Linked DNA regions of Homo sapiens: all the other regions are linked to region 3. A link is a loop called in an ENCODE intact Hi-C map of the cell type or tissue named here. Cell type or tissue: Caco-2. All regions are shown on one strand. Each heading gives the region's core, and the rest is flanking DNA. Links, peaks and the distances in the headings are about the cores only. Region 1 has its middle 330 kb from the start of KCNS3. Region 2 has its middle 330 kb from the start of RDH14. Region 3 overlaps LOC105373451 (a long non-coding RNA gene).

Region 1 (11,068 bases), core at 1,690-9,689, 89 kb after region 3:
CAGGCTAATTTTTGTATTTTTAGTAGAGATGGGGTTTTGCCTTGTTGGCCAGGCTGGTCTTGAACTTCTGACCTCAGGTGATCCACCCACCTCGGCCTCCTAAAGTGCTGGGATTACAGGCTGGAGCCACCGCGTCCGGCCAGATTTTTTGTTTTGTTTTGAGATGGAGTCTCACTCTATAGCCCAGGCTGGAGTGCAACGGCACTGTTAGCCTACTGCAACCTCTGTCTCCTGGGTTCAAGCAATTCTCCTGTCTCAGCCTCCCGAGTAGCTGGGATTACAGGCGCCCACCACCACGGCCGGCTACTTTTTTTGTATATATTTTTAGTAGAGATGGGGTTTTACCATGTTGGCCAGGCTGGTCTTGAACTCCTGACCTCAGGTGATCCGCCTGCCTCGGCCTCCCAAAGTGCTGAGATTACAGGCATGAGCCACAGCGCCCGCCCCGCCTCCCACTCCTTTTTTTTTTTTAATTCGAAGAAGGAAGTATACAAGTGAGTGGGGTAAATAACACAACCATGAGGCACAAATAGAAACTTAGGTGCCAGTAGAGAGCATAGAACAAGAACCAGTGAGGTGTTCTGGGAGAGCTCAGTATTTGGAGGCAGCAAGTGTCTCTGAAGGGTTACTTGGGAGGCTAAAACCAGAAGGGCTTTTCCTAATTGCGGGTCCCATCTCCTTGTTTCTTCTTACATCTCATAACCTTTTAATTTTATAGCAGACACTGTGTTAAAAAACAGTGGCATCTGAAGAATACTAAAGTTTTGAGGATTTTCATTGATTTGTTTCTTTTAGGTCATTTTTATCTCCTCCCGAAGAATACAAACTCTTTCCTATTTTGGCAGCTGAAGCAATTAGGTAGTCATTTGGATTTTGCCAGAAGTCAGTTTGATCTGGAACTGGATTTCAGCATTAACAGGATTAAACTCATCTCTTTTCAGCCCAGTCCCACTGCGAGTGCACAGTTGTGTGTGTGTGTGTGTGTGTGTGTGTGTGTGTGTGTGTGTGTGGTGGGGAGGGGAGAGGGTTTGGGGTGTTGAATCTCTTTGATATTATTCATGTTTGAGTCAGGAGGAGGTGAGCTGAGATTCCACCTTTGGATTTAACATAGGAGGTCCCAGTTCCAGACACAATGAGAATATGCGAGACTTCATGAATTCTTTCTGTGTCTCAGCTTCTCTTTCACTGCCCTGCTAAAGTAAAATTTAGAGGCGAGCAGGGAGAGATTTCAGGCCACAAAAATATTATTGTGTTTGAGGTACTCCAGTTTCAATCTATCTTGGGTACATCAACCATCACCCACAGTACAGCTTGCCTCTTCCAGCCAGGCAAAGCCTCTGGCAGGCTTCTTGTTCCTCCAGCCTCCAGGCAGCTGCCACAGCCCACTACTCACCTTTGAAGGGCTTCTCTCTGTGAAAGTCAATTCATTTAGGTTTCCTCTTGTCCGCTAATTCTCAGTTGTCTCACAGAAAGCATAATTATTATTTTGTCTTTTCTTTTTTTCTTAGTATTACCACAAGAGTGAAGATCTTTTCTATTTATTTACATGCAAACTAAAATCAAAACCTACTTTTTCAGGTTAAATTTTCACCTCACCTTGATAAAATATTTACTCTAAGTCAGACTTCTTCTAGGTCACATGAACATTAGTTGATTATATAGTAAAGATTTTGTTCTCAATCACAAAGAAAATTTTATTGTTAGTCCATAGTTTATTCGATTCCTCTTTTAAAAAATAATGTGATAGTCCAGTATGTTTCTCTATTACTGATGTCTGAAAGAAGTCTCATTCAATTGTTTTCCCATGCAAAGAATTGAGTCATGTAACCACTAATTTCCTTAACTACTAAAAGAAACATCTTTCTGTTAGCCTTCCAGAACAGAGGATTTATATATGGCAAGCCAACTTATTAATCTATGTAAACAACGAAAGCACATTTATTTATGAGTTTTATTTCTTCCATTCTAAAATATCTGGCATAATACAAAACAGTGTTGAGTAGTAATATAAATGGAAAATCAGTCTAAATTTTGAAAAATTATAAGTCAAGCAACTTTTTAAATAATGAGCAAGTTCAGATTATTCATGGGTATGCACAGATTCTCAATAACTATTAATAATATATTGACAAATAGAGATATTATGCTTTTCTTCATTAATAAATATAAAAAATGAGTTGTGGCATGCCATTGACACAAACTGTTCCCTTTTGCAAATATATCTACTATTAGTCTATTTCTCAAACCTGCTTTTTATTGACTGTGCTAAATAACTCAAATTCAGTTTATTGGGCTCATTGTGTTTCCTACACAGACCTCAGCATTGCATATTATTATTTAAAAGAAATAAATACCCTCAATATACCCTAGTTGATGAAAATGGTGATTTTGCTAGAAAACATTGAGTTTTACCCATAAATTTTGGCTTTGGTATATTTAATCAATATGAACAACCAGTCTATCAATAAAAAGCTTTTTAACTGGGAGATGTTTTGCTCTACCATGAATGCAGGGTACTATTCAAAAGACAAAAAATGTTTCCAGTCTCTTTGACTTCAGATTAATTTAAATTTTGTGTTCTGATAATAATCAAATCGGCTTTTTGTTGCTTTTTGCAGAAAAAGTACTAAGATCACTATAGTTCCCCTCTTCCTCATCACAGCTTTTTTCTATCTCAAAATAGCCCCCTCTTTAGCAAACTGGGTAAAAACTGCAACAACAGGTCACCGGGGCTGCGGGCACCGCGTAGGAGTGAGAGGGCAAGATCTGGCATCATCGCGGTTCTCACAGCGGCTGATGCCTTCTCCTGTTTCTCTTTCGGGTATCTTTCCCTCCTCCAACCCAATCTTTTGACACTGAGCAGTACTATAGGGTTGCTGCAACAGATCATGTTAAAAGGAGCACTGAAAAGAGAGATCAGTTTGAAGAATAGATCGCTGGGCCAGACACGGTGGCTCATGTGTGTAATCCCAGCACTTTGGGAGGCCGAGGCGGGTGGATCTCCCGAGGTCAGGAGTTTGAGACCAGCCTGACCAATATGGTGAAACCTCCTCTCTACTAAAAATACAAAAATTAGCTGGGCATGGTGGTGGGCGCCTGTAATCCCCAGCTACTCGGGAGGCTGAGGCAGGAGAATTGCTTGAACCCGGGAGGTGGAGGTTGCAGTGAGCCGAGATCGTGCCACTGCACTCCAGCCTGGGCGACAGAGTAAGACTCTGTCTCACGAAACAAAGAAGGAAGGAAGGAAAGAAGGAAGGAAGGAAGGAAGAAAAGAAAAGAAAGGAAAAGAAAGAAAAAGAAAGAAAGATCACTGGATGAGTGGGTGGGGGCGATCCATTTATCCTTTATTTCCTCTAGCACCTTAGGTCCATCGGCATAAAGCTACCTTTCCTTATCCTTATCTCCTACCACTTCTCTTTATGTACCTGGGGTTCCAGAGAAGCTGAACAGCTTTAATTAGGGATGATCCCTAATTATCCGTCCTTCCTGTGTATTTTGACCACAAAGCATTTTGGTTTCACTACTTTCAGTAAACAATCAAGGTTCAATCAACAGTGCCTTATTCCCTTTTGATCTTCCTATATCACTTTTTTTCTGTTTTTTAAGTAATTTTAGTCATATCTTTACTTCCTACGAGCTCTTTCAGAGCAGGAACCATAGGATAGACGCGTCTATATTCCAGGACACCTATAAGATGCTCAGCGAGGACACCTATAAAGTGCTCAGCGAGCATCCATACAATGAAAGAGTAAAGGAACACAGTACTTTGAAAACAAAAACATATTTAGCACCCTAGAAAACTAAGGCAGTTAAAAATTTCATTATTTAAAAATAGTTTATTTAATCTCACCAAAGACTTGAAGTCTGAACAGAGAAAAAATAATTTTAACCACATGAACCCTTAATGTCTCCAAAAAAAAAAAAAAAAAAAAAAAAGGAGGAGGAGGAGGAAGAGAAAGAAGGTAGGATATGAGCAGGAGGAAACTGAAACGAAAAGATGTTAGTTATGTAGTCGCAGCTGATGCAATTATTTGGGATGTGGAGGTGGGTCTTGTCGTGAAGCAGAAGAATTTAACACTAAATAAATGTATTCAACTAACTGGAATGATGATCAAAATGCTTTCTCTTTGCCTGGCAATCATCTGAGAATGGCATTATAGTGAGTAGCTTAAGGAAGGGGATGCCCAGTCACTGATTCTCTAATTGCACATATTGATTATGACCAAGACTGCTTACTTACTGATGGGAAGGAGCCGTTTGGAAATACTGTAACTCCAGTGTAGTTTTGCAGAGCAGAGCTATGCCTTGGTATCGCAGTCCAAGGAAATAGAAATTTCACATTAGAGTTTGAAAGAACCCATGGATCCTCACATTTTCATTACATTTTAGAGTTTATGGCAGAGAACTTAGTTTTACTTTCTTTAGAACATCTCTTTGGACTCAACTCTCTCATCCATTTTCTGGTTAGTGCTTATAACTATCAGATTAGAAACAACACATCCCAAGAAAAATTACCTGTCCTGGAGTTGAATTTTGCAGCACTAATATGTACCCCTAAAACACATCCTTACTAAAACATTTAACATTTTAATTTCCTTTAAAAGAAGAAGCCAGTGAAATGTTGAGCTTGGTGTTTAGCTATCCTTTTGAGAAAGAAAATCTAATTTGGAGTGTGATTGTACCAAACTACAAAGAGTGATGTAAAAACCTTCCTGCGAACAAAGGAGACACTGCACTGGCTGAGCACACACTGCACTGCAGGTGTTGAGCTTCATAGGTCATATTTCACCCATTTTCTTCCCTTTTAGTCTTTTATTCTCAAAATATGCTTCTGAAGTCAACAGTAATATACTCATTTGTATAAATCCCCATTTGTATAATTTATTGTTTGTATAACAGTAAAATTAAATTCAGGTTTGAAGTTATATGCTCAAAATCATAAAATTTGCAAATCATAGACCAGAGATTTGAACTTGTATCTTTCTGACAGCAAATTCCCTGTTCCTTGTACTACATTGTAGTGACAAGAACACTGTCTTAAGGGGGACAGGTAGAAAGAGGTCTCCAGTAAGGGAGAAAGTGTTTTAGGGTGAGGAGTTGGGGGCTCTAAAAATACCCTTTAATTTAACCCAGTGCCACCCAGGGTGGCTCCCAGTTGGAACATTCCTCCTTATATTCATGGCCAGCATTCATGAAACAGGGCTGTCACATAAGTGGTACTTAAGTAAACCAAAGGCAGGTAATGCCTCCTCTTGATCCCAGAGAACGCTGCACGATACTCTTTTATATAAAATTTGTACATTGTACTTCCATACGTAGGGTCATATGATGGTTACATGTCAGAGCCCTATAATTACACTAATTTGATTCAAATCCCAGTTCCAAAAATCCCTAGATACGTTATCTCAGAAAAGTCATTTAAGACCTTTGAAGCCTCTGTTTTCTCATCTCTAAAAGAGAAGTAATCTCAGAACCGATTATCAGGACTATTATCAGAATTAAATGAAATGGTTCATGTCCAGCACCAGTGAAATGTTTAGCACATAGTAAGTACTTAAAGAATGTTTGTGTATTGTGTAGAAGGCTGTGTGTACACTGAGGATAACAATATTAATCTGGTCTTCTATTTATAGGCTTGGTATGTATGTAAAGAGCAGCCAGTGGCAATTTGTAAAGTGCCTATGTATTTCTGGACATGACATTATTTTTATATAAAAGACTAATAAGATATTTTCTTAAGGGCCTCTTTACTACCTGTCACATGGGATTTGCTGGTAATTAACTCTGTGTATATGGCTAAATGATTCTTGAGACATAGCGATTAGAAATCATTAAATAAGACTAAAATCAAAATGGGAATAAAAACAGGCTCAGAAACAAGGCTACATCTAAGGTAAGAGCAAACTGTAAAAATATTAATTTGCAAACAGATCTTTGATGGTTAGGAATCCATCTTACAGGTGTCTAGATACTCTGAACTTTTCTCTTATGACTAAGAAATCAGGAAAGCTTTTAAGGAATTTCTCTCTGAGTTGTCAAAAATTTTAATAGATACCACTACCACTATGTTAGCTCATACGACACACTATACTTAGTGTGCTTTTGACTTTGACAGTGTTTTCGAGCATAAAATGTGATGCATCATATCTAAATATCTTAATCAGCTGAAATGAAATTACTTTAAATTCCCCCAGGAGCTTATTTTTTAATGGCTTTGGGACTAAAATTAGCTTTAATTCAATAGCATATATGTTCATCAATTTGCCAAAGAGACTGTAGAGAGAGGTGGAGGGAAAGAGAAGGAACAGACCAACTTTATGATCTGCTGCCACATGACTTTGAGGTAGAGTGTCTGATGCTAAGACCAATTCTGTTTCCACTAAACCTGATGACTTCCCCAGGCCAGGGTGCTGAAGTTCTTTAAGCTTTAGGATTACAGAAGGCTTATCATTACAGCCATAAATCATAGCAGTAAGAGAATGAAAAGATGTCCTAGTGGAATTCAATTGGATTAAAGAAACAAATAGACCTGAGGCATGTTTGTACAGCTGCATGAGTTACTCATAACAAAGGACTGTCTAGCCTTAGGATCAGCCTGGACTAATTTGGCAGTGGAATTGAGATGCTGTTGAGTTTGCACTGGTCTAGCCGCTCTGTGAGATTAATGAGTAGTCATCATCGATCACATCTGTTTATGCAATCATTTAAATACAATGCATTTGAGCTAATCAGAATTCCCAATCTCCCCAAGCCTGAAACAGCCCAAGTTGGAAAGTATTAATAGGGAAGTTGTCATAATACTGACTGCCCTCTTGGTCAGGACAGCTCAGCCAAGGCTGGTTCTTCACAGTTCTGAAAAGAAGTCATATGACAAACTGGACTTCACAGTGCATCCTGCGTTAGACATTTGTAACATCCTGCCATAGCCTTGATGCAAAAATAGGGCTACAGAGACACTGAGAACACGAGAATTACCTATTCCAGGTATCAGTCCTGGAAAGGACAGCCAGGATGCTCAGGTGACAGTAGGCATGTGGGAGGAGAGATGGTCACAATCTCCATTATGCCCTTGCTCAGGTAAGCTGAAAATAGCAGCAGGAAGTCTGGACTTTGAGCAGATGCTCCAGAGTTAGATTGTTGTTGCCCATTGTACTAGGAAATCAATACATATGCAATAAGGCTCTGAGTAGTGGCCAAGGGGATGAAATGGGACCCAAGCCAAGAAAAGAGGGATTGACAAAAACTTGGATGGGGCTGGGTGTGGTGATTCACACTTGTAATCTCAGCACTTTCGGAGGCAGAGGCAGGCGGATCACTTGAGGTCAGGAGTTTCAGACCAGCCTGGACAACATAGCGAAACTCCATCTCTACTAAAAATACAAAAATTAGCCAGGTGTGGTGGCACATGCCTGTAATCCCAGCTACTCAGAAGGCTGAGGCATGAGAATTGCTTTAACCCGGGAAGCAGAGATTGCAGTGAGCCGATATCGTGCCCATAACCCCACTGTGGGCTGAGCATCTGTTTACAACTACAGAAGTGTTCCAAGGCAGACAATTTGCCTATGGACATGGCCCACGGCCACCTACAGGATGGAGACTCATTGGTTGTCCATGGTTCATCCTTGAAACAGTTAGACACTCCCCAGAGTCCAGTTGAAAGAAAAGAGGTATTATTGATGCCACATGGGAGGTTATATTTGTGACTGAATGACTGGACCAATGACTGTCAGATTTTAAGTCCTTGACTCTAGATTGGGGAGTCAGCTGGGGTGGGAAAACCCTGTTCTCATGCATCCTTCTTTTAGGAAGCCCTGAGGCTACAACAGATGGCCTGAAGCCTTCAGAAGGATTAAGCTCAGGCAGAGCCTTACATCTACTGTTTGAAGAATTATAAATTCGTGTGACTTTCTCCCACTTCAGCATCACTTCCAAAGATGATAGTACATATCAGTTTAAAATAAACTGGCCTCCATATGCTATAGTAGAAAGAACATAAACTTTGTAATCAGGTAGACCCAAGTTGAGGTATTGGCTTTGCTACTTCCTGGATAGGTACTGAAGCTGAATCTAATTATTTTCTACAATGTATTCTGTGTACAGATAAAATGCATTGATGATTAAATGAAGGGAGAATTATTTTCTAATCTGAAAAATATATAATACTTCTACATTACTTGTGAGAATTAAGTAATATAGTTAGTATGAATAACCAATAAATATTCACTTTCTTTTTTATCATATTGTGTTGTCTATACAAGAATACTATATTTATGATATTTTTATTGGATTCAACAATAGAAAGTATTTTGACTTAATCTGAATCATGGGATAATTGATGCAACAAGAATAAGTGGTGAAATGAAAAAAATCCTCAATAAAATATTAGCAAACAGAATCCAACAGTGTAGAAAAAGAATTATAAATGATGGCCAAGTAAGATTTGTCTTATGGTATGCAAGATTGATTCAACATTTGAAAATTTATTAATGTAATCTATCACTTCAATGGGCTAAAGAAGAAAAATTACATAACTATAGCAATAGATGCAATAAAAGGCATTTGACAAAATCCAACATCCATTTAGGATGAAAATGATTGACTAACTAGAAATAGATGAGAGCTTTCTCAATTCAATAAAGAATATCTACAATAAACCTTCGGCTATCATTATCTTTAATGGTGAGAAACTAGAAGCTTTCCCAATAAGATCAGTAATAAGACAAGAATGTACCCTCTCACCATTCCTTTTTAACATCATACTGGAAGCCCTAACTAATGCAATAAGACAAGAAAAGGAGGAAAAAGGTATACAGGCAGGAAAGGAAGAAGTAAGATTGTCTTTATTCATAGATGACATAAAAATCTAGGTGGAAAATCTGAAATAATCAACAAAAATAATTTCTGGAACTAATAAGTAATTATAGCAATGTTTCATGATATAAGGTTAATATGCAAAAGTAAATCATTTTCCTATATACCAACAATGAACAAGTAGAATTTAAAATTAAAAACATAATGCCATTTACTTTAGCACCTCCAAAAATGAAATACTTAGATTTAACCCTAACATAACATATACAAGATCTATTTTTCTCATATGTAAGAAAAATTCCAAAACTCTGATGAAAGAAACCAGAGAAGAACTACAAAAATGAAAAGCTATTTCATGTTCGTGGATTGGAAGATTCAATATCATCAAGATGTCATTTCTCAATTTTATCAATAAATTCAATGCATTCTCAATCAAAGTCTCAGCAAGTTATTTTGTGGATATTGACAAAGCATCTACAGTTATATAGAGAACAAGAGACTCAAAATAGCCAACACAATATTAAAGCAGAAAGAGAAAGTGAAAGGATTGATACCCCCAACTTTGAGGGGGTACAGTAATCTAGACAGTATGGTATTAATGGAAGAATAAATACTTCAATATAATTGAATAAAGAGTCCAGAAATAAATCCACATGAATATAGTCAATTGATCTTTGGCAAAGGAGCAAAGACAACGTAATGGAGAAAAGATAGTCTTCTTGAGAAATGGTGCTGCAACAACTAGACATTCACATGCTAAAGAGTGAAACCAGACACAGGCCTTATACTATTTATAAAAATTAACCCCAAATGGATTGTAGGCTTAAATGTAAAACAGAAAACTATAAAACTTTTAGAAGGTAACAGTATAAAATCTAGATGACCTGAGTATGGCAATGACATTTTAGCTACAACATTAAGGACACAATCCGTGAAAGAAGTAACTGATAAACTGGACTTTATTGAAATTTAAAATTTCTACTTGGCAGAAGACACTGTCAAGAAAATAAGGAGGCAAGCCACAAACTGAGAGAAAGCATTTGCAAAAGACATAGCTGATTAGCTATTATCCAAAATATACAAATAATTCTTAAAACTCAACAAAAAGATGAACAACTTAACTTAAAAAAATGGGGGCAAAAGACCTGAAGAGACACCTCACCAAAGAAGATATACAAATGGAAAGTAAGTCTATGAAAAGATGCTCCATATTATGAAATACAAATCAAACAATGAGATACCATCACATCCCTATTGGAATGGTCAAAATTCAGAAAACTGACACTACCACATACTGGTGAAGATGTAGAGCATTAGAAACTCTCATTCGTTGCTGGTGGGAATGCAAAATGGTACAGCCACTTTGGAAGACAGTTTGGCAGTTTCTGACAAAACCAAACATAATCTTACCATATAATCCAGCAATTGCACTCTGTAGTTTCTATCCAAATGAATTGAGAACCTATGTCCACAAAAAAAACAACCTGCATATGGGTGTTTATAGAATCTTGATTTATAATTGCCAAAAATTGACAGCATCCAAAATGCCCTTCAGTAGATAAATGAATAAATAAACTGTGGCACATCCAGACTCTGGAATATTATTTAGCAATACAAAGAAATGAGGGCCAGGCGAGGTGGCTCATGCCTATAATCAGGTCTTTGGGGTACCAAGGTGGGAGGATTGCTTGAGCCCAGGAGTTCAAGACCTGCCTGGGCAACATACTGATACCTGGTTTCTACCAAACATAAACAAAATTATCCAGGCATGGTGGTGTGCACCTGTAGTCACAGCTACTTGGGAGGCTGAGGTGGGAGGATTGCTTGAGTCTAGGAATTCAAGGCTGCAGTGAGCCAATATTACACCACTGCACTCCAGCCTGGGCAATAGAGTGACAAAATGAGACTCTGTCAAGGAAGAAGGGAAGAAAGGAAAGAGGAAAGGAAGGAAGGAAGGGAAGGAAGGAGGGAGGGAGGGAAGGAGGAAGGAGGGAGTGAGGGAAGGAGGGAGGGAGGGAGGAGGTGTCAAGACATGAGACAATATCGAGAAATCTTACATGCACATTGCTAAGTAAAAGAAGTCAAGCTGAAAAGGTAACATACTGTACAATTCCAACCGTATGACATTCTGGAAAAGGCAAAACTATAGAGATACTTGCAAGGTTGTGGGAGGAGGAAGGTATGAATAGGTAAAGAATAGAGGACTTTCATTGCAGTAAAACTATTCTGCATGATACTATAATGGTAGAAACATATC
Region 2 (11,068 bases), core at 1,725-9,724, 68 kb after region 3:
CTGGGCCAGACTTTCTGGATTTGATTCCTGGCTTTACCACTTAACAGCTGTCAGCCCATGGGCAAACGCCTCAGTGCCCTCATTTGCAAAATGGGGAAGAGAATAAAGCCTATATCAAAAGTTTGTTGTGAATATTAATTAGTTAATAAATGTAAGGCATTTGTAGAGGACCCAGCAATAGTAAACATTTGATACATTTAGCTCTGTACAAGCTTACTAATACTATTAGTTGGCATTTGCTATTTTGCAGTAAAAACATCTCTACTGTTTTTGCCACCTCCATTAGACTATGAGTCCAGACACTATGTGTTTTGTTTGTTGTTGTTGTTTTTTAACCTATAAATGGCACTATATTCAGAGTCTGACACAGAGGAGATGTTCAGTCATGATTTGACTACATAATTATAAGAAACACAGTTAAATGCCTATAATTGCACCTAGTCCTAAGTTCCCCAGATACTTGATATAAAAACATTTGTTTACATTTGGTAGTTTTCCCAAATAACCACCGTGGAATTTGGGAAAGTCTAGAATCTTTATACCATCTTAGAGAACTGAAATTTCATTCACTGAAAGTCAACCAGTAATATAATTTTCCTAAAGTCAAATAAAAGTCAAGAAAAGACTTCAGGTTTAAGAAAGAGTACAGAACAGTGCTTCTCTTAGGATCGCATGAACACTAAAGGAATAAAAAGATCCAACTCAGCATTACAACTGAAAGAAGGGGGTGAGTATCAACAAAAGAGATAAGCTAATGTACTTCTGGAACACAAAAAGCAGGTTAAGCTTATTGATTGACAAAATAGAGTAGCACAAGCCAATGTGCAGAAGGTCGGCAGAGATGATGTCAGTGAAGACTGAGGAGGCACCCTACCCTACAGAGCAAAACCCTGCAGAAGAGGCAGACATAAAAATGGAGAGCATGGGAGGAAAAAAAGGCTAAAAAGTGGTTAATTGTCATTCTGAGGAGCTGACTCCCTCTTTACCTACCTTCCTACACCTCTTAAACATACAATTGAAAACTAGCCCAATGTTTACCCCAAGACACAAAGAAAATTCTTTAAAAAAAACCCTTTAAATTATTATCTTCATATAATGTCTTAGGCCAGTCTCCAAGGGAAATAGGCTTGAGAGAGATTTGCCTGGTCCCAAATGACGGGAGTGAACAAGTAAGAGAAGCAGGATTGAACAGAAAAAAAAGTTAAAAAGTGATACAACTGCAACAGACACTTCAGATAACCCTAGGAGGTGCTCAGGGGTTGGAATGGTCCTTCAGCTATTTCTAGAATTAAAGCAAGAAGCCAGCTCTATACCGAACCCAACCCCACCCCCACCCCCATTGATCAGTTATTGGATTCAGGCTACCCATGGAGGAGGTTTGTATAATTCCCAAGAAAGGACTCACAAGCAACACTGAGCAGCAGGGTGTAGAGGAATGAGTGCCTCCCTATTGGAAGGGGAATCTGGGTGGCAGAACAGAGCATCCATCACACACATAAATTTCAAAAGCCACTATAAAATAAGAACGTGATGACATATTGGTATAAGACAAAAACAGTGAGAAAGAAGAAAAAAGTTAATTAAAAATTAATTTAATGTAGTTTAAAAGAAAAATAAAGTGCTTACTGAGTAAAAATCATTCTGCAGAAGCATGTACATGTAAAGGCAAGAAATCTCAAATGAAGAATAAAAAGACCAATATAAGCAAAACTACCAAAGACAAAATAATTTAAATCAGCTGGGCACAGTGGCTCACGCCTGTAATCCCAGCACTTTGGGAGGCAGAGGTGGGTGGATTACTTGAGGTCGGGAGTTCAAGACCAGCCTGGGCAACATGGCAAAACCCCGTCTCTACTAACAATACAAAAATTAGCCGGGCATGGTGGTGCATGCCTGCAATCCCAGCTACTCGAGAGGCTGAGGCACGAGAATCACTTGAACCCAGAAGGTGGAGGTTGCAGTCAGCCAAGATCGTGCCACTGCACTCCAGTCTGGGCAACAGAGCGAGACCGTCCCCCCCAAAAAAATAAAAAAATAAATAAAAAATAAAAAATAAAAAGTTTAAATGAAGAGCACTAAGATTTGAGAAACAGAGAACAAAGAAAAAGAATGAAAAGAAATTAGCAAATACAAGCAAAATGGCGGGACGCAGTGGCTCACGCCTATAATCCCAGCACTTTGGGAGGCCAAGGCAGGCAGGTCATAAAGTCAGGAGTTTGAGACCAGCCTGGCCAATATGCTGAAACCCCGTCTCTACTAAAAATACAAAAATTAGCTGGGCCTGGTGGCTTATGCCTGTAACCCCAGCTACCTGGGAGTCTGAGGCAGAAGAATTGCTTGAACCGCGGAGGTGGAGGTTGCAGTGAGCCAAGATCACGCCACTGCACTCCAGCCTGGGCAACAGAGTGAGACGCCGTCTCAAAAAAAAAAAAAAAAAAAAAAAAAGAATTTGCAGAAATGAAGAAAACAAATTAAAGGGGCCTACCAATTAATACATAAGATTTTAAATGCAAAATTCATACACACACATGCTTGTAAAATTTCAGAACACCAAGAATAAAGAGAAGATCCTAAAATTTTGTGTATTTGTGGGGGAAAGTGGGTAGGGAAGGGGTACAGATAGGAAAACAAAAAAGCTTGCATAGACAAAAGAGTCATCATGCTGGCATCTAGTTTATCACCAGCAATGCCTTCACATCATTAAAGGAACCTAGAATTTTATTCCAGACAATATATGAAAATAAGCTCAGAATAAAAATGTTTTCAGATATGAAGGGTTTCAGAAAATTTTCCTCTCACAAATTATTTAATAGGAAGTTGCTTAAATATATGCTCCAGGAAAGTAAGGGGATAAGCCAAGAAAGAGAAAGAATGAGATTCAGAATCCAACCCAAGCCAGCAATAAAGAGAAGGCAGGCCTACAAAGAGTCAGTACAGACTGGAGTGGCACCACGTCAGAACCAGGACCTCCCACCAAGAGGGGAGTCCTAGGTTAAAGAATTTTACTGAAATGTTGGCAAAATTTAATATTGTTATAAAGTCAGACAATGCTAGACCCTTTTAAAAGGCAATTGAAAACAACAGGAAGAAAAAACTAAATGGCCAAACAAGAAGCAAATTAAGTCATCGTACTCAGGCTCTGCAGTGAATAGTTTTATTTAGTCAATAAAATAAATGCATTTTATTGATTTTAAACTTTTAGAATGACCCTCTGGACAAAGCACAGAAGACTTAACTAGGGTTACAAAGCAGAATGTAAAAGTTGAAAATTTAAGAGTAAAGGTGAAGATAAGAGAAGTGGGTCAGTGTGAGTGGGAAAAAGATGAAATATGGGCTTCTCATATCCTCATCCCCCAAGTGGGCAGTCAAGAGATACTATCAAAAGTGATTAAACAAGAAACACAATTTTAAAGATATTAAAATAGTTAACTAATAAAAATACTAAAAATATTGATATAAGAACATGGCAATGAAGGGGGTGTGTGTCTCGGATTATTGCAATAGATAAATCCTCATTAGAAAGTCAATAGTGAATGTCTAAGGTTAATATATCAATTAATGACTACATATGCATGTTGTTTTAAAACGTGGCAGAAACTCCAGAAGAACCCAAAACAGAAGTGCTTTAAAGTATTTATTTCTTGGATGTACAGGTGGTAATAGGTCAAAATGTGGCAGTGGATTATTACTTATAAGGTCAAATGTACCTGTTTGACCATGAAAATATATTACTTTCATATAGTTGCAAATAGGTGATTGAGATAATAATAAATAGAAGAGAGAGAGAGAGATGATAGATAGGTGGATGGATAGATAGATAATAGATAAGAGTCAGAATAGAAAGCCGGGAGAATAATTAATTTATAGAGTTGTTCTACTTCTTTCCATCAGTTTAAAATTATTGTGAGTAACTTTCAATTGAAGACAGGATCCAAAAAAATGGAAAAAAAAATCCTACCATTTTAACAGTTACATTTTTAACCAGAAGACAATGCAATACAACAAATATTTATGGAACACTTCCTGTGAGCTAAAAACAGAGCTAATGTCTATAAGGATATGAATATAAATAAGGCATAGGCCCTGCCCTCAAATTCACTTATTAGTTTTTTGTAAAGGGAATAACAGGTTTACAGATAAGTAAAGTAAAATATGGAATTAAAAGTCTCATAAATAATGACAACAATAACAAGACACTAATGGGAATTCAAAAAAAGAACATTCATCACAAGTGAAAAGCAATGAGGTTCTCAGGGAAGGCTCAGTCTTAGAAATTGAAAGACAGGACATAGAGTCCAGTTCTACTGGAAAACAAAATGCATTAATCAACCTGAGAAAAGAAAGAGTAGAATGAATTCAAATTTAAGAGACTCTTGAGTGCCAGACAGCTCATACTTTATCCTGTATTTACTGAATGTGTTTTAGTAAATGGAAGGGTGTCAGAAAATGTACCAGTTAAAATAGGGTTGGTTATGCTGCAGTTACAGACAAGACCCAAACTTTTGTAGTTTACAAAAATAAAGGCTTATTTTATGTGCATGCTAAATGTTCATTATGGTTTGGCAGGGAGGCTTTTGCTTATTGCAATCACCCAGGGTCTCAGTCTAAGAAGCAGTCACATCTCAAACACCACTGTTCATCAAGGAAATAAGAGCTCTTCGGGGTTTGCACTGTCAAGTAAAATTTCAGCCCAGAAAGGATACATGTTACTCCTGCTCTCATCTCATTGGCCAGAAATAATTAGAGCGTCCCATCCAAACATAAGAGGCCAAGAAGAGCAATCCTACCTGGAGTGGAAGAGAGATGGAAATTTTTAGGGAAATATCACTAATGACTACGACAATGAGTATGGGAATGAGAAGAATTATGATCAAAGTTGTGCCTTAGTAAGACAATTGTATTAGTCAAGATATATTCTATAGCATAGTTTTGTATTCATTAGGCCAAAGTTTTTTATTCAATTAAATTAGATGGGTTATTCATGCTAGCTAGCTGACTCAATGTGAAACACTGCCCTTTATACAGCAAAGAATGTTATCAGCCTAGGGATCTAGAGTAAACACCCACCAGGACTTAAGAGAGGTAGACTACAAAGCCAGAGAAGTTTTTCTGTTTGTTTGTTTTTATTTATTTAGCCCAGTTTCCCAAAACTTTGATGGTCAGCCCCACTGAGGAAATTCATAGATTTTTAAAATTGTTTTTGCCATCAAGTAAGTTAACAAGTAACTCTGAGATAAAGAACATGTGTTTAGAGCTAGCTTACAAAGGACAAAATCAAAATATTGAGAAAAAAAGTACCAACTTTCAGCCAGAGCTGATTTGTCTGTATCAGAGTCAAAAGGACTTTGAAAACTATAGTATGTTTAGCTTGGATTTTGACCAAATTATCTCTGTCATATTGCCCCGTTTTCCCGAAGCAAGGTCCATAGATCACTGCAGAAGTTTTAAACCATTATTTGAATTGAGACAGACTTCCACAAAGTGAGTACTTATCTGTAACTCACTAGTGCTGATGGTCACAGGAAGACATGGCAAAGAAAGACGCAATGGATCATTACATTCAATGAAAAAAAAAATTTAGTGAGTCTTATTTGAGAAAAACTCTTTGGATTAAAAAGGTAAGTCCTAACTTTCTTCCTATAAGTGATTTTTAAAGGACAGGCATTTCTTAGTCATTTTTCACTGTCTGTGTCACAGTTTCTTTATTTTTTATTAAGAACAAAATGATGAGCAATGTATTAAAAAGAAATGTTAATTTATATATCTGAAATTATGCTTCACTTCTTACATCATTTTCGACATGAATAACTCCCTTTACTTATGACATGAAAGCAGGTTTGGCTAGAATTTCTTGTTAAGACAATTATAAATACTACCCATCACTGAAAACAATAAATACCAAGGACACTCAGATTGATGAAGCCATCAGTGTTAATACAGTAGGGATGCTAAAAATAAGACTGTTAAGGCTGTCAGCATCTATTTTTTTCACCCTAATTGCAACAAATTCACAAAATGGTAAAGAATTTAACAATCAAACTATCATTTCAACATTATATCATTTAACTACTTTGTAATTCTATGCACTTACTTTATAATGGCAATTCCAAAGCACTTTAGTATATACTTTTTAATACTTTGCAAAATGCTTTCCGTATTTTTTGAGATAAGATCACAGTACCCTTGGAATAGTGGTTTGAATTCTGGATTCAAAAGAAAAACTGGAATATCAAGTAAACAATATATTCAAATAAAACTATTGTGGGATAAACATTTTTTTCTTCAAAGGCTTCAGATAAATTAAGACATAAAATACACACATCTGTGGCCAATTGATGGCTGTTAAGAACAAATGGCATTGAAGACTATAGGTTTTAGGGTCAGTAAAATATCCCATCCATGGTTTAGGAGCTATTAAATTACTTAACATTTTCAAGATTTAGGTTCTTCATTTGTAAGACAGGGATAATAATATCTATTTAACAATTAACTAAAATGAATGAAAAATTTTATATAAAACATGTATTACAGGGCTTAAACATGGTACATAGACAATAATGTATTAATAATTTTTAACCGACGTGGTCTTATAAGGAAAAACCATTTCACCCCCTTGTAAAGTATGAGAAAATGTTGATATAAAGTAATCCCAGGTCACATAACCCTCAGAGAAGTTGATGCCACTTGGTAAATATACCAAACGTATAAAATGTTCTGGATAGAAACAACATAGATGAGATATTCTTCCTCCTGTATAAAATACAGGTGTGGACACCAAAGAAAACAGTAAATTTTGAGGCAGAGGGATGTTTGGTGATATTGACCAACTTGTGAGATTAATAAAGGAAGTGATAGTGTGCAGAGGGGCTATACACAGAAATTATTCTCAGGAAAGAGGTATGTGGGAAAAGAAAAATTTTATTTAGAAGATGTACTGTGCCAAAGTTGTTTCTTAAATATTAATGAAACTGATATTTCCAACAAAGCCAGTAATTTTTATGGAACAATTTAATTTGAATAGGTAAAATGTATTTAAAATGGGGAAAGAAGTCAATTTTTAATATTTTTATATTCTACCCAGTTTTACTCCAAAGCTGCATGATTTTCTATCCCTACAGCAAAAATAAACTGCATATAAATTGGACTTCATCAAAATTAAAACATTTGTCAAAGGCGGCTTTCATTATTTTGAGGAAAGTTGCTTCAATGCCTAGTTTGTTGAGGATTTTTAACATGAAGAGATGTCGAATTTTATCAGAAGTCTTTCCTGTATCTATAGAGATGATTGTGTGCTTTTGTTTTTGTATAGTAAATCACATATATTGATTTGTGTTTGTTGAAGCAATCTTGCATCCCTGGGATAAAAACTACTTGATGGTGGTGGATTAGCATTTACATGTGCTTCTCGATTCAGTTTGCTGGTATTTCATTGAAGATCATTGCATCTCTGTTCAAAGTTCATCAGGGATATTGGCCTGAAGTTTTCTCTCCAGTTGTGTCTCTGCCAAGTTTTGGTATCAGGATGATGCTGGTCTCATAGAATGAGTTGGGGAGGAGTTCTTCCCTTCAATTATTTGGAATAGTTTCAGTAAGAAAGAATGGTACCAGCTATTCTTTATACATCTAATATAATTTGGTGGTAAATCTATCTGTGAATTCACCTTTTTCTTGTTGGTAGGCTTTTTATTACTGATTCAATTTTGGGACTCTTTATTGGTTTGTTTAGGGATTCAATTTCTTCCTGATGCAATCTTGGAAAGTTGTATGTTTCCAGGAATTTATCCATTCTTCTAGGTGTTCTACTTTGTGTGCATAGATGTCTTTATAGTGTTCTCTAAGAGCTTTTTTTCTACTTCTGTGGGGCCAGTGGTAATGTCCCCTTTGTCATTTCTGATTGTATTTATTTGGATCTTCTCCCTATTTTTCTTTATTAGTCTAGCTAGCTGTCCATCAATCTTATTCATTTTTTTCAAAAAACCAACTCCTGGATTTGTTAATCTTTTGTATGATTTTGTGTATCAGTTTCTTTTATTTCAGCTCTGATTTTGGTTATTCCTTGTCTTCTGTTAGCTTTAAGGTCGGTTTTTCTCCTGTTCTCTAGTTCCTCTAGGTATGCTGTTAATTTTAGATATTTCTAACTTTTTGATGTGGGTATTTAGCACTATAAACTTCCCTGTTAACACTCATTTAGATTTGTCCTAGAGATTCTAGTATATTTTATCTTTGTTCTCATTAGTTTCAAAGAATTTTTCGATTTCAAAATGAGAGCCATCTATGACAAACCCACAGCCAACATCATACTGAATGAACAAAAGCTGGAAGCATTCCCCTTGAGAACTGGAACAAAACAAGGATGCCCACTCTCACCACTCCTTTTTTTGGCGGGGGGGTGGAGAAAATCTCACTCTGTCACCCAGGCTGGAATGCAGTGGCGTGATCTCAATCACTGCAGCCTCCATCTCCCATGCTTAAGCGATTCTCCTGTCTCAGTCTCCCAAGTAGCTGGAGTTACATGCATGTGCCACTGTGCCTGGCTAATTTTTGTATTTTTAGTTGAGATGAAGTTTCACCATGTTGTCCATGCTGGTCTCGAACTCCTGACCTCAAGTGATCATCCGCCTTGGCCTCCCAAAATGCTGGAACTATAGGTGTGAGCCACTGCACCCAGCCTCATCACTCCTATTTAACATAGTACTGAAAGTCCTAGCCAGAGCAATCGTGTAAGAGAAAGAAATAAAAGGCCTCCACATAGAAAGAAAGGAAGTCAAACTATCTCTGTTTGCAGACAATATGATTCGCTATCTAGAAAACCCCATAATCTCTGCCCAAAACTCCTAGATTGGATGAAGAACTTCAGCAAGATTTCAGGATACAAAAATCAATGTACAGAATTCAGTAGCAATTCTATACATGAACAACATTCAAGCTGAGAGCCAAATAAACGGTGTAATTCCATTCACAGTAGCAAAATAATAATAAAAAAATACCTAGGAATACAGGTAAACAGGGAGATGAAAGATCTCTACAATTAGAATTATAAAACACTGCTCAAAGAAATCAGAGATGACACAAACAAATGGAAAAACATTCCATGTTCATGGATAGGAAAAGCTGACAAAAAGAAGTGATGGGAAAAGGACTCCCTATTCAATAAATGGTGCTGGGATAACTGTCTAGCCATATGCAGAAGATTAAAGCTGGATCCCTATCTAACATGATATACAAGATAGATTAGAGTCTAAGATGTAAAACCTAAAACTATAAAAACCCTGGAAGATAACCTTGGAAATATCATTCTTGACATAGGCTTCAGCAAAGATTTTACGATGAAAATGCCAAAAGCAATTACAACAAAAACAAACATGGACAATTGTGACCTAATTAAACTAAAGAACTCCTGCACAGCAAAAGAAACTATCAATAGAGTAAACAGACAACCTACAGAATGGGAGAAAATATTCACAAACTATGCATCCAACGAAGGTATAACATCCAGAATACACAAGAAACTTAATTTAACAGACAAAAAAACAACCACATTAAAAAATGGGCAAATACGGGCCAGGCACGGTGGCTTACCCTTGTAAGCCCAGCACTTTGGGAGGCTGAGGTGGGCAGATCACCTGAGGTCAGGAGTTCAAGACCAGCCTGGCCAACATGGTGAAACCTCATCTCTGCTAAAAATACAAAATTAGCTTGGTGTGGTGGTGCATGCCTGTAATCCCAGCTACTGAGAAGGCTGAGGCAGGAGAATCACTTGAACCTGGGAGGCAGAGGTTGCAGTGAGCCAAGATCACATTACTACACTCCAGCCTGGGTGACAGAGCAAGACTCCATCTCAAAAAATAAAGGCCGGCCAGGCACAGTAGCTCATGCCTGTAATTGTAGCACTTTGGGAGGCCAAGGCAGGTGGATTGCCTGAGCTCAGGAGTTCAAGATCAGCCTGGGCAACACAGTAAAACCCTGTCTCTACTAAAATGCAAAAGAAATTAGCCGGGCATGGTGATGTGCACCTGTAGTCCCAGCTACTCAGGAGGCTGAGGCAGGAGAATTGCTTGAACCAGAAGGTGGAGGTTGCAGTGAGCTGAGATCATGCCACTGCACTCCAGACTGGGTGACAGAGTGAGACTCCAACTCTACAAAAAAAAAAAAAAAAAAAAAAAAAAAAAAAAAAGACCAGGGTAGGGGTGCAGGCAAAGGACACGAACAGACACTTTTCAAAAGAAGACATACACATGGCCAAAAAGCATATGAAAAACTGCTCAACATCACAAATCATTAGAGAATTATTTTAATGCAAATTGAAACCACGATGATATACTATCTCACGCCAATCAGAATTGCTATTATCAAAAAGTCAATGTATTTAATATTAGTCCATTTTCCCAGTGCTATAAAGATACTACTCAAGACTGGGTAATTTATTTTAAAAAATGATGTTTAATTGACTCACAGTTCCACAAGGCTGGGGCAGGCTCAGTAAACCTACAATCATGGCAGAAGAGGAAACAGGCATGTCTTACATGACAGCAAGCAAGAGAACGTGTGAAGGAAGCAAAGGGGGAAGAGCCCCTTATAAAACCATCAGATCTGATGATAATTCATTCACTATTATGAGAACAGCATGGATAAAACTGCCCCCCATGATTCAATAACCTCTCATCAGCTCCCTCCCTTAACATGTGGGGATAAGGGGGATTACAATTCAAGATAAGATTTAGCTGAGGACACAGAGCCAAACCATATCATTCTACCCCTGCTTTCTCCCAAATCTCATGTCCTCACATTTCAAAACACAATCATGCCTTCCCAATAGTCCCCCAAAGTCTTAACTTATGCCAACATTAACTCAGAAGTCCAAGTCCAAAGTCTCATCCACCTTTGGCAAGTCCCTTCTACTTAGGAGCCTGTAAAATCAAAAGCAAGTTACTTCCAAGACACAATGGGAGATATAAAATGGGGCACAGGCATTGGGTAAATACACCCAACTGGCTAAAACAAAGGGGCTACAGGCCCCATCCAAGTTTGAAATCCAGTGGGGTATTTATTAAATCTTAAAGCTCCAAAA
Region 3 (11,068 bases), core at 924-8,923:
TTTACCCATGTCAATGCTGGTATGTATCACTCTTCCTTTAACCATCATGATTCATTTATTCATCCATCCATTTGTTCATATTTGTTTTAGAAATGGTGGTCCTTGAATGAGGCATACTTTTTTTTTTTCCAGAAACTACAGGTAAAGTAAATTTTACTCTTTCTTTAGGTTTCTCCCAGGATGCGATTTGTAAATAAATGATCACATGCTCTTTACTTGTGAAAGCAATGAGAATATTCAAGATTTGAGCTTCAGCTGGTTCTTGATTAGGTTTGACAACTGCGTCCTAAAATTCTCTTCCATGAAGAATGAATGCAGTGTTTATGGCAGACAACCATCCTAGCCAAGAAAAATTTGAATAATGCAAGTATTGCATAATCATGTTATTTGTATCCCTTGACAGCAGAATTTACAATGCCTCATTTAATGAGAAATTGAATGGAAGATGTGTTTGAAAAATTAATCCATTTTAATAATATATGGCACTGATATTGGCCGTGTCTGTCAGGTTTTATACCTATAAACTAAGAGCCCATGAATATCAATTACAGTAAAAAATAATGAGATATGTATTATTTCCCTAAGGAAATTACTTTTAAAAATATGCATTCTGACACTCTCAAGATTAATTACACAATTATGCAGTTCCAAAGTGTAATCAGTGAAATTCTAAGCAGCAGTGAGAATGAGTATTTATATTTACTAAAAACTCAGAAGCCTCACTTCTGATGAAACTTTACAAAGTCACTGAAGTTTAGAGACTATGGCATTCCAATAAAAATACTTATCAATCTTTTATCTAGCAAAGTCTGGGGATTGGGGGTAATTTAACAGTAGCAAAGAAATAATGATTAGAACACTGCAAAATACACTGAGTCAAAACAAAGGCTGAATATTAAAGAACCAAAAGAAACAAGGTTTTTCACCAAAGGGAGGCTAGAAAAATAGATTTAAGAAGAAAATTCATTTCTGGAAATGTTTTTACAATGCTTAATAGAAGTGCTACTTTGGAAAGGCCGACATCGAGGTGAATAAACTGGGATAGAAATCATAAGTGAGAAATTAGCTTTGAGGCTCAAGAGTTTCCCACTCAGTCCCTGTAGTTCTGAGAGCCCAGGTCAGAAAGTTATACAAAACACAGCCTAAGTAGATTAATAGCATCTTGGGGCCCCACTAGCACCCCTGAGATTCCCATAATGTCTCAATGAGAGATCACCTCTTCTGCAGAGATGAAGCTCATCACATCTCACTGGAGCTAATTTCAAAGTCAAGCAGCTCTGATTATTTAGAAAGGCCTTCAGTACATTAAGCAGTATCAGAATTATCTGCTCCTATTAATCACCATTCCTAGCTCCTTTGTCTAAGACTATTCAGCCATTATTTGAAGACAGCTACCATGCTTCCCTTCCCTCCTCTGCTCCCAGGCTTCTGTTCTCCAGGCCAAAACACTTCAATTTCTTATTTCCAACATGTAATTTACTTTTCACTTATTTCCCAAAAATCTAAAATTTTTAGAGAGCAAAGGCCTTGTCCTATTCATCCAGCTATCACCAAACCAGTTTCTGGCACCCAGTATACTTTCCGTAAATGATATTCAGACAAATAGCTTTGTTTCCTTTCAGTAACCAGGTCCATCTCCTGTGATTTTATTGTTCATAAAATTAGGTTCATAGACATTGTTCTGTCTGTACGTCAACTTCAAGCTTATATAAAAGGACAATAAGGCATAAATAATTCACATAAACTCCTCAAAATTAGGATGAAAGAGGCTCAAGGGTTTGGGGAAGAGAGCAGTCAATACTACCCTCAAGAGAATCAAAACAAACATTAACCTCTCAGAAAGAGTCAGGCTGGAGAGAGACACCAAGAGAACTTGGTAAGTCCTTGGTGAGAACTTGGGAGCACACTTTTGCATGTTTATATTCCTTTACCATATGTTCTCCTACAAAGCTTATAATGTAGGGCAGCAAGAAAGAACATGTGTAGAGTATCACATCTCACTCTGTAGGCTCATCTTAGTTATAAAACCTCTCATAGAGAAGAGAGGAAGTTGGAGCAGTCAATGGAAATGAAGGAGAGGCTTCCCAGGCCTGAGCATAGGGAGGCTGACTTGGACATGGAAGGAGCCCTAATACTTAGAAAAGGAAACACTAGTGTGAGTGTTCCTGACAAAAAGCTTAATAAGAAAATATATATTATAGAAAATATAGAAAATATATAGAAAAAATATAGAAAATATATATTATATCATATTATAGTTTCATGTTTCATGGACATGTAATTGGGATCATAGGGCTTGTTTTAGATCAGTTTAATATAGCCAATAGTCTTGGCCTTCCAGAAGGATCGATGGAGGCTGGTGGCCAAAAACTCCAGGCCATATTATTGGCCTCCCTCTTAGCTGACCCTGCTTTTGAACAGGACTGTTCTGTCCCTCAACCTTCCCTGTCTATCAGCAAATGATAAAGAGAATTTTCTGTGCCAGGAACAATGTCATGGAGGCCTAAAAGATGAAATCCCCTGTGCTTAATGTTCCTCCCAAGGTAAGGCCTGGAGCTCCAAAGGGCATTGACCTGTTCTTGGTTTTTCACCCTATATAGGTGACAAGTACCTTAAAAGTAGGCAACGACATTTATTCTACTCTTATGCCGTTCTGAAAACCTAGAATACCAATTAGCACTCAGCTTCTGACTCACACTTTTTAAGATTTTGTAGTTGGTTAAAGTAAAATGACAGTAACTGAAGCACACAACACATTATAAACATTGGTCATAATTACATCTACATACTGAATTATCTATACAATTAAATAAATTATATAGCACTGATACTTGTTCATGAGGAACCTAGAATACTTGCTTACACATATTAGTGGTACATATTTATTTGTTAAAATCATCAGAATCCATTTTGTGCACATAACACTACTAAGAAATAGGAAGGAGTAAGAAAAATAACAGTCTTACCTTAATAAATTTATTACATATATTATCACAAAAGTGATGCAACCAAGGCTGCTACAAAGCAGATTGTTTTATTTTATACATTCTTTAAATGTATAAGTATGTTTCTGAATAAGTCTATTTAGAAATAAAAATATATATTTCAAAGATTCTGGAAAACCAGTGATATGCAAGATATCACCTATTCATTCTAGATCAAACATTAACCAGAGTCTATAATCAATGTAAGGAAACAAAATATTTTGCATATTTCTAGACTGGCAATAACTTGATTTTTAAAGTTTTTATTCATGACGTGGTTATATGCAAGAGCTGGTGGTTAGAAGACAATTAATGTCTTGATAAATATACTTGCCATCCATTCTAGATCAAAGTCATGAACATCTGGATAAAGCTTCACTTGGTCTGAAAATGAATCAGATAATGTTAAAGTATCCAAAATATTGACTTAATCACATCTGTTATTTTATGAGGATGGACAGGAAAGAAATTTAATGCTGATACTAGCATAATAATTTGGGGATTTTTTAAAATACGAAAAGATGAGTTGTCAGAATAGAGACTACAATGGCTGGAGCCCTCTCTAAGAAGATATTATAAACATAGCTTTCTTAAAGATCCCAACCTAACAAAAATTTTATGTATCTACATTTCTAGAAGATACAGAATGCCAAATATTCCAATGTAAGGATGGTCCTGAGAAAAAAGATCCTTGGAAGTCTTTAGAGTGGTAATCATATGCCAATGTCCCTGCTGAGAGATGGTATAACCTCATGTTGAACAGCTGCTGTTAGAGTGGTAAGAACATAATTCCCTAATGGCTTATCATCTACCTTGTGGGTTTTTCTGGAAGTAAACCAAGGCATCAAACTGAAACTCAGGAGACTGAGAATGTAACTAAATAGTTATAGGTCACTAATGTGAAGTCAAACATGGACACCGGAGATGGGCTGTAATTGATCTCAAGGATCTATGTCACATGAACCAGTTTTTCCTTTCAAGTCCAAGGTACTATGGTGGGAAAGAACCATGACGAGGTCTGGGAATCAAGCATCCTTTATTTTTATCTTGGCTCTGATACTAAGCAGCCTTTTGATATTGGCAAATCAATTCATTTTATTGAGTTTGTCTTCCAAAAATATGGAGAATCTCCTTACTTGAATCACTGTTTTTGTGAAGCTCCAGCAACACTGTGGGTGAAAGTGTTGTGCCCCTGTGAGACAGCATTGTATAACAGGGAAAGATGACATGGTCCTGATTCTAAATAAGGACAACGACTTTCCATATTTATGAATCAATCAGAGACACCCATACATGAAGGCAGAAAAATAGATGAGAAGCTCAGATGCAATATTCCTGCAGAAAAAAATGCTGCAGCATTGTGAGGTTTCAACACGCAGATTCTAGAGCTGGTATTTTGGTTGCTGTTATTCAACCTACAAAGGATTTATTTCCCTTTACTGAATTCACAGGTTAGGCCATATAAGTCAGATCTGCTTCTCTTGAGATGAAGATGCTGGCCCCGATCTGTCTGTTTACATAATGCCTTATGTGTTGTTTCCCCTAACATAACCTCACATGCAATGATTTGCCACAGAACAAAGTGTGCAGTATGCAGAGCAAGGATGGTTTTTTCTAGTCCACACAGGAGAACAATAAAATCCAATTAATTTAAATCAATTAAAGCGAAATATCTTAGTATCTTCTAGGTACCTCACACTGCTGAGTGTTATTGGACATAAAAGATGCACAACAATGCCTGTTGACCACAGTCTATCTGAAAAGGCAAGAAGCTAAATGTGCTGTATAGTAAGCAACTTACTCTGCAAGTTAAGCTGCACTCTCTGTGCAACGTTTAACAAGGTATCTTTCCTGACTAAGTCGTACAAACAGAAACAACAGGAAAGATGTCTGTTAAAAGTTGCACACGGAATCGATGATGAGTTAGGATAAGGACCAATATCTCCTAACCATCAGGCTAGTGTTCTTGTCACTACTTCACACAGAGTTCATGTTCAGTATACCTTTAACAGATGGCTCTGCAGCTTTTTTTTTTTCTACATTCAGAAGAGATCTTCTTTTACAACAGAAAAGACCTATTGTAGTTCATAAAATTGGATAATCCAAAACGTGTTTATCAATAGTACTAGAAACATGCAAAATTCAGTCTGTTTTTATTTAAATCAGTAATCCATGTATTACCAGCTACCAACAAGGCTATGTCTGAGGCTTTAAAGGATGAGTAGAATTTTCTACAGGAAAAAAAAATTAGGGAAAAGCATATTGAGAAAGTGTGGGGATACATTTGCAGATCAGATTTACACTGCTATTAAATGCAAAAGTGAGTGCTTTGGCTGCTGTTCATTCGTAAGTGTGTGCACAAGCCTAGACAGGGCGACGTACAGGCTTCATGAAATATGCATAAGCCATCGCCTAATTTCCTTACAACGATTATGCAACTATTTCAAAGGTATTGTTCAGGCGTTCTAACAGCGTTTATTCCTACAAAGCCTGTATTTGTTTCATGAGCTTTTATGCGTAATTATTTTGATGGACTTACCCTAGAGTTAGTTCCCTTTATATTATTTTACTATTGTACTCATTTTTCATTCACCCCACAACAACACTGTCCTCATTTAATCTTTGTGAATTCAGAAAGTTTAGGTTGAATTATTTTCCCTTTCCTTTAGAAAAGTAGTCTTACAGATAAGACACTCCTTGAGTAACACCAAAGGCATCTCAGCCACCAGCATTCCAGAAATTTCTGCAGGCTGATTACACATTGACAGAAGCAGACAGACTTCCTCTTGTCCTGGCTCATAACTGTTTGACCTCAGGAGATAACCTAAACTGGGTCAGGCTCATTTTGAGAAAATAAAGATTCAATGTTTCAATGTGTAGGCTGGACATGGTGACTCAAGCCTGTAATCCCAGAACTTTGGGAGGCCAATGTGGGAAGACGGCTTAAGGCCAGGAGTTTGAGATCAGCCTGGGCAACATAAAAAGACCCTATCTTTCCAAAATATTTTGAAAAAATTAGCTGAATGTGATGGTGTGCACCTGTACTCCTGGCTACTTGGGAAGCTGAGGCAGAAGGACCACTTTAGCCCCAGAGTTTCAGACTGCAGTGGGCAATGATCATTCCACTGCACTCCAGCCTGGGTGACAGAGTAAAACCCTGTCTTCAAAAAAAGAAAAAAAGATTCAATGTACGTATAAATATAATTTTTATTACAAGGCAAAGTGTTTTTAAACAACCAAATATAGCTGGTAATAAGTTACTTTCTCAGTAATGTCTTTCCTCCATTCTCTATAAAAGTGCACATTTCTCCTTTTTCAATTTGGTTAAACTGCATGCTTATTTTTGCCTATGCAGATACAACCTTTCCTCTTTTTTTGTTTATTTTATCTTCTATGAGTAGAAAGGCAATGAGATTTGAAATCATAAGTGGGACTGAATACTAATAATGTGACCATGAAAAAGTTATTTTAAGCCTTCACTTCCTCACTCGTAAACATATAATCGACAGCTTGTAAAAGTATTATGTGTGTGTTCACTTGTATATATACACACATATATATACACACATATATCATATATGTATGAACAAAATATTTACCACACATTTTGGGGGGAGGATGGAATGAGATAGTACAGTGGGTTGCTTAATATACGTTAGTCTTTCTCCTTCTCAACTCTGAAACTTAGACTGATCAATTGGACATATTATATAATATCTCTGCAGATAATCTTTTTGTTGTTGCTGCTATTTAGTACCAAATCAACATCCATGTTACCATGGATGAAAATCACTGTCATTGGTCCTGAAATATTATCATCAAAGTCATGACTTGTAGAATTATGTCCAAAGAGAGAATAAAAAAGGTCAAGATGATTAAGTAAATATATGTAAAGATTTTCTCATAGACCCAACCAACAACTTTGTAGCTATATTAAACTAAAGTCAATATAACATGATCCCACATTAATAGAAGTATAGCATTACTCAAATTGTTATGAAGATAAAGAACTTACTACTCTCCACAGCAGCCTGTTACATTGTTGAATATCTATTATTATTATTACAAAAATATTTATGTTCACTGAGTCCTATAACATTACTGTAAACCTGTGCTATGCCTTCTGGGGGCACATTAGCTCAATTCATGCTTCACAGGTTCATCTAGATATGATAGCTTTGGCAAAATGTATTAATAAGATTATTCATAAGAACATAAGCAAAGCAGATGCAGAAAGATTAAAAATAACATTATGACTACGAAGCATTTTAAAAGGGCTACATAATTTTACCACATGTATTACAGAGCAAAAGAAAAAGAGAGTGAGAGATGGAGAAGGCAAAATAGGAGAATTTAATAAGATACCTGTAATGTATCAAAACCGATTTCAGATGTCAACTCTTTAGTCCAATCTTCTCACAATATTTCAGAGTCCATCACTCTCTCCTCTGATTTCATCTGGAATTTTCTAGTTTTTCCTGCTATAGGCTTATTGCCTAGTGTACTAATAAGCTGTTTTCTATTTCTTTCATCTCACTGGACTGTGCCAGGCTCCAGGACAGAGACAGGTTCTTATTTTTCCCTTTTTAGGAACTCACTCTTGATTGAATGAGTAAATTCGACATCCAGGGAGGAAACTATCAGTACAGGGAGGGAGGTGCTTCTGCATAATCATATGTATTCCACATGCTGGATGTGTTGGGCGGGGTTACATCTAAAGAGGGAGAATGCATGCATGCCTTCTCTGGCCCTTTTGATTTTGATATGCTCAGGAAGAGGATACTATTATAATCACCAAGCGTTTCTATTCGAATTCCTCAATAAATACTACGACAATTTTATTTTATGAAATGGAAAGGATGTACATTTAAGCAAGAAATTGTATTGCAGAAAGATCAGGACCCAGGAAATATACATTTTTCTCTTCTCTGGATTTAGCTACATTTGCCTGTTTAACACTATAATTTCTCTGTGGTAGTAGAATACACTCTTCAGTTTTTCTATTATTCTTTCTAGGTTAACAGTATCAGTACTGAAATAATTTCTCGTTAACAGATACCTTGGTTATATATATTTTCTCCTCTTTGAATATTTGTCTAAAAATCTCTGTGTTTGCAAGAAGTCTCTGCTTAGTTTTTTACTTTTGACACACTGAAGTGTGTATGTGTATATATTACGTGTGTACATATAAACCCACAAATATATCAGTTATTATATAATACACATCCATTATATATCAAATATATTATGTGTATATATGCATATATATTTATACATATATTAGTATATATTAGTATACATATATACATGTATACATGTGTATATATACATATACTATACTATATATACACTATACTATACAATATATAGTGTATATATATACTATATATAGTATATATATACACTATATATAGTATATATATACACTATATATAGTATACATATATACTATATATAGTATACTATATATACTATATAGAGTATATATAGTATACTATATATAGTATAGTGTATACTATATGTATACTATGTACACTATACTATATATAGAATACATAGTATATATACTGTATATATAGTATACTATATATACTGTATATACTGTATATACAGTATACTGTATATACTGTATATATAGTATACTGTATATACTGTATATATAGTATACTGTATATACTGTATATATAGTATACTGTATGTATACGATGCATACTATATATACTGTATATATGTATACGATGCATACATATATATACTATATATGTATACGATGCATACATATATACTATATATGTATACGATGCATACATATATACTATATATGTATACGATGCATACATATATACTATATATGTATACGATGCATACATATATACTATATATGTATACGATGTATACATATATACTATATATGTATACGATGTATACTATGTATGTATACTATGTATACTATGTATGTATACTATGTATACTATGTATACATATATACTATATATGTATATTATGTATAGTATACTATATATACTATATATAGTATATGTAGTATTCTATACATGTATAGTACATGTAGTATTCTATACATGTATAGTACATGTAGTATTCTATACATGTATAGTACATGTAGTATTCTATACATGTATAGTATATGTAGTATTCTATACATGTATAGTATATGTAGTATTCTATACATGTATAGTATATGTAGTATACTATACATGTATACTATATGTAGTATAGTATACATGTATACTATATGTAGTATAGTATACATGTATACTATATGTAGTATACATATAGACTATATATACTGTGTACATACTATATATGTATACTATATATACTATATATACATACTATGTATACTATATATACAATATACTATATATACAATATACTATATATACTATATAGTATATATACTATATATACAATATACTATATATACTATATAGTATATATACTATATAATATACTATATATACTATATAGTATACTATACATACTATATAGTATATATACTATATATACTACATAGTATATATACTATATATACTGTATATATAATATATATGTATACTATATATACATATATAGTATATATAATATACTATATATACAGTGTATATAGTATACACTACTATATACAGTGTATATAGTATACACTACTATATACAGTGTATATAGTATACACTACTATATACAGTGTATATAGTATACACTACTATATACAGTGTATATAGTATACACTACTATATACAGTGTATATAGTATACACTACTATATACAGTGTATATAGTATACACTACTATATACAGTGTATATAGTATACACTACTATATACAGTGTATATAGTATACACTACTATATACAGTGTATATAGTATACACTATATACACTATAGTATACACTATATACACTATAGTATACACTATATACACTATATATAGTATACTATATATACACTATATAATATATATAGTATAATAGTATAAGATACTATATAACATATTATATATTATACTATATATAATATATAATATATTATATATTTATATTTTTATAATATATAAATATTATATTTTAAAAATATATATTATAAAATATTTATTATATTTTATATTATATATAAAATAATTATAATATATATATTATAAAATATATATTATAAAATATTTAAAAATATATAATATAAAAATATATATTTTATAATATATAATTATATTATATTATATAATATATAATATAATATATAATATATAATAGTATAATATACTATAATATACATATAATATATAGTATAATATAATATAATATATATTATATATAATATATATACTATATACACTATATATAGTTTATATATACTATACATACACTATATATAGTATGTAGTATATATAGTATACTATATATAGTATATAGTATATAGTATATATAGTATACTATATATAGTGTGTTTCTATAGTATACATATATTGTATACTATATAGTATACTATACTGTATAGTATACTATAGAGTATATATATACTGTATATACAGTATGTAGACTATATATACTATACATACTACATATACTCTAGATATACTATATATGTATACTATATATAGTATACGCATACTATATATGTATACTATATATACTATATAGTATACGCACACTATATATGTATACTATATATACTATATAGTATACGCACACTATATATACTATATAGTATACGCACACTATATATACTATATAGTATACGCACACTATATATACTATATAGTATACGCACACTATATATACTATATAGTATACGCACACTATATATACTATATAGTATAGGTATACTATATATGTATACTGTATATACTATATAGTATATATATAGTACATATACTATATAGTATATTTATACTATATATGGTGTACTATATATACACTATAGTATACTACATATATAGTATATATGTACTATGCATACTATATACTATATATAAATATGTAGTATACTATACATTTTATATTATATATTATATATTATACATTATTATATACTATATATATTATATATGTGTATATTATATGTGTATATGTAT

Evidence for each region. Peaks named below come from ENCODE experiments on the same cell type or tissue, not always from the same donor. Only the 100,000 strongest peaks of a DNase experiment are listed, where the experiment ranks them.
Region 1: it touches region 3 in a loop (8-fold over the local background); 2 of 110 quality-filtered maps call a loop at or near these places.
Region 2: it touches region 3 in a loop (3-fold over the local background); 3 of 110 quality-filtered maps call a loop at or near these places.

Annotation. Positions count from the first base shown.
Region 1 is chr2:18,205,891-18,216,958 of GRCh38, reverse strand. No RefSeq gene overlaps it. Among named protein-coding and RNA genes, the nearest start is that of KCNS3, 330 kb to the right of the region's middle. In Caco-2, for the core only: no CTCF peak of the experiment used is centred there; a DNase peak (open chromatin) is centred at 6,468.
Region 2 is chr2:18,227,248-18,238,315 of GRCh38, reverse strand. No RefSeq gene overlaps it. Among named protein-coding and RNA genes, the nearest start is that of RDH14, 330 kb to the left of the region's middle. In Caco-2, for the core only: no CTCF peak of the experiment used is centred there; no DNase peak of the experiment used is centred there.
Region 3 is chr2:18,294,337-18,305,404 of GRCh38, reverse strand. LOC105373451 (a long non-coding RNA gene) reads left to right here. Exons shown (of 4, transcript XR_001739301.2): 2 at 3,621-3,761. Among named protein-coding and RNA genes, the nearest start is that of RDH14, 260 kb to the left of the region's middle. In Caco-2, for the core only: no CTCF peak of the experiment used is centred there; DNase peaks (open chromatin) are centred at 5,354 and 5,744; H3K4me3 peaks cover 348 bases.